Regions from separate parts of the Homo sapiens genome. Here region 1 is linked to region 2. Evidence: chromatin loops called from intact Hi-C (ENCODE). Cell type or tissue: heart left ventricle. All regions are shown on one strand. Each heading gives the region's core, and the rest is flanking DNA. Links, peaks and the distances in the headings are about the cores only.

Evidence for each region. Hi-C counts contacts between places; a loop is a spot of excess contacts. Peaks named below come from ENCODE experiments on the same cell type or tissue, not always from the same donor. Only the 100,000 strongest peaks of a DNase experiment are listed, where the experiment ranks them.
Region 1: a loop joins it to region 2, with 3.0 times the contacts of the local background. A loop is called at or near these places in 6 of 110 quality-filtered maps.

What each region holds. Positions count from the first base shown.
Region 1 is chr7:80,333,546-80,336,468 of GRCh38, reverse strand. It overlaps LOC105375373 (a long non-coding RNA gene), which reads left to right and starts at 1,516. Exons shown (of 5, transcript XR_007060401.1): 1 at 1,516-1,746; 2 at 2,705-2,786. In heart left ventricle, for the core only: a CTCF peak has its summit at 1,480; no DNase peak of the experiment used is centred there; H3K27ac peaks cover 1,581 bases.
Region 2 is chr7:80,386,044-80,388,966 of GRCh38, reverse strand. No RefSeq gene overlaps it. Among named protein-coding and RNA genes, the nearest start is that of GNAT3, 120 kb to the left of the region's middle. In heart left ventricle, for the core only: no CTCF peak of the experiment used is centred there; no DNase peak of the experiment used is centred there.

The sequences.
Region 1 (2,923 bases), core at 149-2,648, 52 kb after region 2:
TCAATTTCTCTTAAAAATCATTTATTTCAACATGATTTATCATATTCTTATGGTAGGTGCTCTAAAATGTACATTACATACCAAAATAATGAGAGTCTACATACTGATATCTAATATAAAGGTCTTAGTATTTTATATTATTTTGATATAAGACAGAACAACAAGTGTTTGTGAAATCCTGTTACTGTTCTCTTTATGTGATAATTTACACTTTAAGCGCAAAATTATAGATGTTATTTAACATCAGATTAGAAAAGAAATCAAACTATGTAAACAAGCAAACAAAAAATTAGACTCCATGTCTCAAAGCAGATACTAGATACGCAGCAATAGATTTTAGAGATTGTTCCTGATTGCACTACCAGTAGGAACAAGTGTGGTTGGAAAGAATATGTAGCCAGCTGTCTCTTCTCTAGAGCATAGGGTAGACTTATCCTTTCTCTCCTTCTCCTCCATCTCCACAGCAGTCCCCTGAAGTCCAAACACCCTGCATCCCTGTGTCAAAGGAGGGCTCTGATAAATGGCTTTCTCCAATAGGCCTGTTTTGTCCTCAAGGGTTGTCACCAGAGAGCACGGAATCCCCAATCTTTAAGGTGCTGAGGTCTAGCAGCAACAGCTGAGCTGCTTGGTGCTTCTGAGAGATTTAGCATAAATTAGGGCAGTTCACACAGTTTATTACTTTAATGATAAGACTAAGTTCTTAGTCACAGAGCAATGTTTCAAATATGTTTCTATGTCACCTTTTGTACCCTCGTGCACATAAATGCAAACATTGTAAGGATATAAACGACTCTTTCTCGTGTTATCTGTGTTGTTTGCGTGCACACCCTAATCCTAGGAAGGCTGAGGAGCAAACTGTCACACAGGGATATGAATGCTTTCCGGTTTGCAGCTGCAGCTGTTGTTTGCAGTGCCTGATGCCTTTCACAAGCTTTTTTCCTCATCCACATCTATTCAGTGACTTTGTTTGAAAAAGCTTACCCCAAATTCCGAGTTTACTTAGCCCTGTGACCTCCCAGAAATCCATAGCAGGTTAAATCTTCTACGGGATTTTATCACAGAAGAGCAATAGCTCAACAGCTGTTAAAAAAAAAAAAAAAAAAAAACTTATAGGCCCTCTTTAATTTGTTATGCAATAAATAATTTTTAAAAAGATATTTCAAAAACTCAATCCAGGATTTGCCCCTCTGGCCAAAGGGAGTCTATACAGTTGAGCCTTCTAAGAATTACTTACACAATCTCTTGTTATTTAAGGAAGAGAATGTTTTGGCCAAGAATGGACATTTTGTAAAATTAAGATGAACAATAAAATCTTAGTAGGTAATGGGTTCAGAAGCTACTTCACAATTTGTTCTTGGCAAAATTACCAAGGGTTCTGTGGCTCTGCAACACCCTGGAAAAACATTTAAGGGAAAGGATGCAACAGGAAAACAGATTACAGCTCCCTCAAGTGAGGAGTGGAATATTTCTTCTCCTGTAGCCAATGTTTGCATTTGTTCCTGCAGATCTTGGGAGAAAATGAACAAGGACATCCAGTGGAAGTTTTGGAAATATGTCAATAACTTTATTTTCCCCTGCCCAGGAAAGAGAAAAAGAAGGAGGAGAAAAATTAATTTATTCATAAAAATATATGCAAAACAAAGCAGGGAAGAAAATATGCATACCTACCATAAAATCCCTCTTTGATATTTTACAACTAAATTAGAAGGATCACCACCAGCAACAGCACACATTATATATGCAATGGTAAGGTAAGAGAGAGGAAAAAATGTCATTTGGTTAATATGCATAAATTCAGACACATACACAAGGAAAACAGGTTAGCCCCAAAATCGTAGTGAGGGTTTAAGCTTTAATAATTTCAGAAGTGGAAATGCTACAAACTTTAAAAACAACATTGTTTGAAGGCTTAATTATTTAGTTTCTTTTAGACTTATTCAGTTTTATGCAAGTCAAATAATATCTTTTTAATCTTAACTTTTTGTTTCAGTCCACATTTGCCATCATGTACATATGTAAACAAAGCAGAGTTGAAAATACACATAGCAACAAGCCATGAGGTTGGAGTTGGGTTTTACAACTTCCTTCTTCCAGTATCTAGTTCTTGCCCCTTGTCTCTCAGCTGGCATTTCTGGTCTGGTTGCAGTTCTTTACCTGGTTGGGTGACTAAATATTATTCCTAAAGTGTTCCCAGTAGTATTAGCAGCAGCAGTAGCAACAGCAGCAATAGGCATTAGTAGTAATGGCTAAGAGTGCGTAAAAGCAACCCTAGCAACCCTATTTTCCCCTAATAATCAGAATCAATCATCTCAGACCTTTAACTCTTCCCTTGTCCATTGAGTCAGTGGTATAAGGAGCTCAAGGTGGTTCCATGGAATTCTCAGTTTCCAGTTGAATAGAACCATTTTTGTGTGTGTGTGTGTGAGAATTAAACTCAATAATCCAGCAGAGTTCAAAGTTACAGAAAGAGAAAACAAAATTTTTACTGGGTGCATTGTTGAGGTAACAGGGCAGGGAATATTCCCACTCCAGCCCCTTCGTTCTCAAAGCCATGTGTCCTGACTATTGTAGAAACAGCATCATGTATTTATTAGTCATTATTGCTATCAATTGCTATTGGAATATATTGTACATCTTGTCAGAAGATACCTTGGACTTGCAAGCTTTTATGTGTATGTGTTGGCTCTTCTTGTCCTCCCAGCAGGTGACGTACTGTTTCTTCAATAGACCATCGGGCTATTTCATTAAGACAGCATCTTCAGACAATGTGGTACATGGTAGCACCAGTAAGTCTCACTGATATGAGTGACTACTTTCACTGTAAAATGAGCTCTTTGGTCCGAAGCCATATTATGTGGGATACCAAGTGAGAGAATAAGGTATTATACGCAGGTGGTGATGCTGGTGAAAGCAATGTGGGGGA
Region 2 (2,923 bases), core at 326-2,825:
GCAAGCATAGTGGTTTGGAAGCCACCTTAGTGGCTGTCTTATTATATTTTGTGCTGCCGTAACAGAATATGTGAGACCGTGCAATTTATACCAAACAAAAATTTATTTGGTTCATGGTTCTGGGGGCTGAACCAAGATCCAAGTCCAAGATCGAAAGACCAGAATCTTATGAGGACCTTCTTGCTTCATCTTAACAAGGCAGGAGACATCACCTGGGAGAGAGAGAGGAGCTAGCCAATCTTTATGAAAAGGACCCCAGTCTTGTGCTAACAAACCCACTCCTGAAATAATGACATTAATCCATTTATAAGGGTAGAGTCCTCCTGATGTAATCACCTCTTAAAGGTCCCACCTCTCAACACTGTTGCATTAGGGATTACACTTCTAAGACATGGACTTTGAAGAACACATTCAAATCATAGCACCACCCTTGTTTTGAGATCCTGTGGCACATCGAAGGTGAGAGAAGGAGCATTCTCCACAAGCTGGGCTTCTGAGGGGCAGGTGGAATCATGAAGAGGATGAGTGTCAGTTAACTAGAGAAGGTGTAAGGAGCTTGAAGATGGCGAGAAGTTTGCCCAAAGAAATTCAAGAGTGACATGAAGAAAAGTCTGGAAGAATCACACAATTGTATGGGGATTAAAAATCAGTTTTAAAAAATAGCATGTTGGTAAAAATTAACAGACAAATTCAATTTTTAGAAATGAGTGATGGGTAAAACCATTTTTAATACACTTCAGGGATTATATTTGATGTTCACATCTAAGATAAATTTAATCCCCAAAGCTTTAATAAGATCTAAATGGTCTTATAACCCTGGTGACTTCCTTGCCCTGATTAGAAAGATGAATACTTACTAAAGACAAAGGAAGAAGAGAAAAAAAATATTAAAAAACAAAGCAAAACCCTGTGTCTGTTTTCTCCTTAGAAGGTGACAGTGTTAGCAGAACAGATCAGCAGGCTGCTGAATGATACCGAATAGTTCCTAGACCTTTCTGTCTTAACATGCACATACAAGTTGACAATTTAAGTAACAGAAGTTATGCCTTGAAGCCAGAATGATATTATTTCCAAACATATGCTTAGGATCACATATTTCTAACTCAAAAAACCTCATAGCAGGCAAAGCAGGGCTGAGAGCAGAGGGTCAGGAGTGAAAGGGAATTGCTTTGCCTCAGGGCAATCACGAATTTGCTCAGTGAAGCAAAGCAGCACACTCTGGTTGAAATGCGCACGTTCATCTGTTAGTAGCATTTTGGGGGTTTTGTTTGTTTTAAATTCTGACCTTCACATAATTCAATCAGGAAAAGAATACCTTAAAAGTAGGTTAGTTCTAATCCACCCAGTTTGGAATACATATTTAAATATTTCTTAGTGACCAGGAGATAGGAATAGTAAATTACTGAGTTTAAAGAATTTACACCTATGTTAATTGTTGAGATGTAGACTTCACCTTTTTCTTTATCTTACTTTAATTAGGAATTTAATTTAAAAATCCTAAGACCTTGAGAATAGCAATTCCCCACGCCATCTTGAGTTTTCTATCACTGCTTTTGAATGACGTGGTCCCACTATTGAACCATTAGATGCTGGAAAATTCTTAATTATATGCTAAACCACAAAGTGACTTTTTGATTTTTTAAAACCGACTCTGCAGCCTAGAAACTTACAGAAATATTTTCAACTAAATACATTGAAGTTCTCTCTTGTCCTCTGTTCTGTGAATTCTAAAGAACTCCCAACTCCCTAAATGTGATGTGGAGACCTAACTCTCGTTCCCACCTTGTTTTCCTGGAAATACTTCCTAATTTTTCCAGACTAAATGTTTCTGTTCTGCATTGCCTCTCAGCTTAAGGACAAGTTACCAGCTCAAAAGTAGTGTCTATCTCACATTTTCGTCAAGCAAAGAAGATATCATCACTCCCTCCTTCCTCCTACAATTGCATCCCAGTGTTGTTTCTCACCTTTTGGTATTTTTAATGCAATTGCTCCCAGAAAGCAGCAGCATCAGAATCCCGTGGAGGACTAGTTAACACACAGAGTGGTTGGTTCCAACCACAGGGTTTGTGATTCAGTAGGTCTGGTATGGGGCCCAAGATTTGGTACTTCTAACAAGGCCCCAGATGATGCGGATGGTGCAGTTGAAGCACCACACTTGAGAACCTCTGGTCTCATGTTTTCTAACTCTGACTATTCCAAATGTTATTATTCCACATGTCTGATGCATCTTCTAAGTGAAGTGTGGCTACATAGTATAAGAAATAATTTTTAAATGGTGAAATCTTCTGCTTATTAAAATTCATTTAATGGTAAAAATGTCAATTTGTACATGATTTCTTAAAAGTGAATTCCTTATACAAAACAGAATATATATGTTTGGGTCAAACAAAAATCTTTCATACTTCAGAGGTTTACAGTCCTTCCATGGAAAATGTGAAGTAATCATAATTCTTTGTCTCTTCAAAGAATCAACAGAAATTGAGTATTTCTAAAACTGAGATTATGTGCATGTTTAATGGCCTGGACTTTTAATTTATTAAGCAAATAGTAACAGTTGGTACTTAAGGAATGTTTGTTCAAGGTTTCTCCAACAATGCTAAGTGCTCTATAGTCATTATTTAAGGTACTTTGTGTACAAAACAAAAATGTATAATACTCACTTTACACATGAGCGTACAGAGGTTGAGAGAGATTAAGTAATATAACCAAGGTTACAGAAATAGGAAAGCTGTAATCCACATTCAAACTAAATTTGAAATGATCCCAGGTAAATATGTATAGTTTGATAGGTCCACCATTAAGTATCAAGGCACTTCTGTTTCAAAAAATAAAATTATTGATTAGATGAGAAAACATTACTTAATTTTTTTTCTTGACACCTCTCATCCTTACTCCTCACACTGAGCTAGAGATAACAAGCATG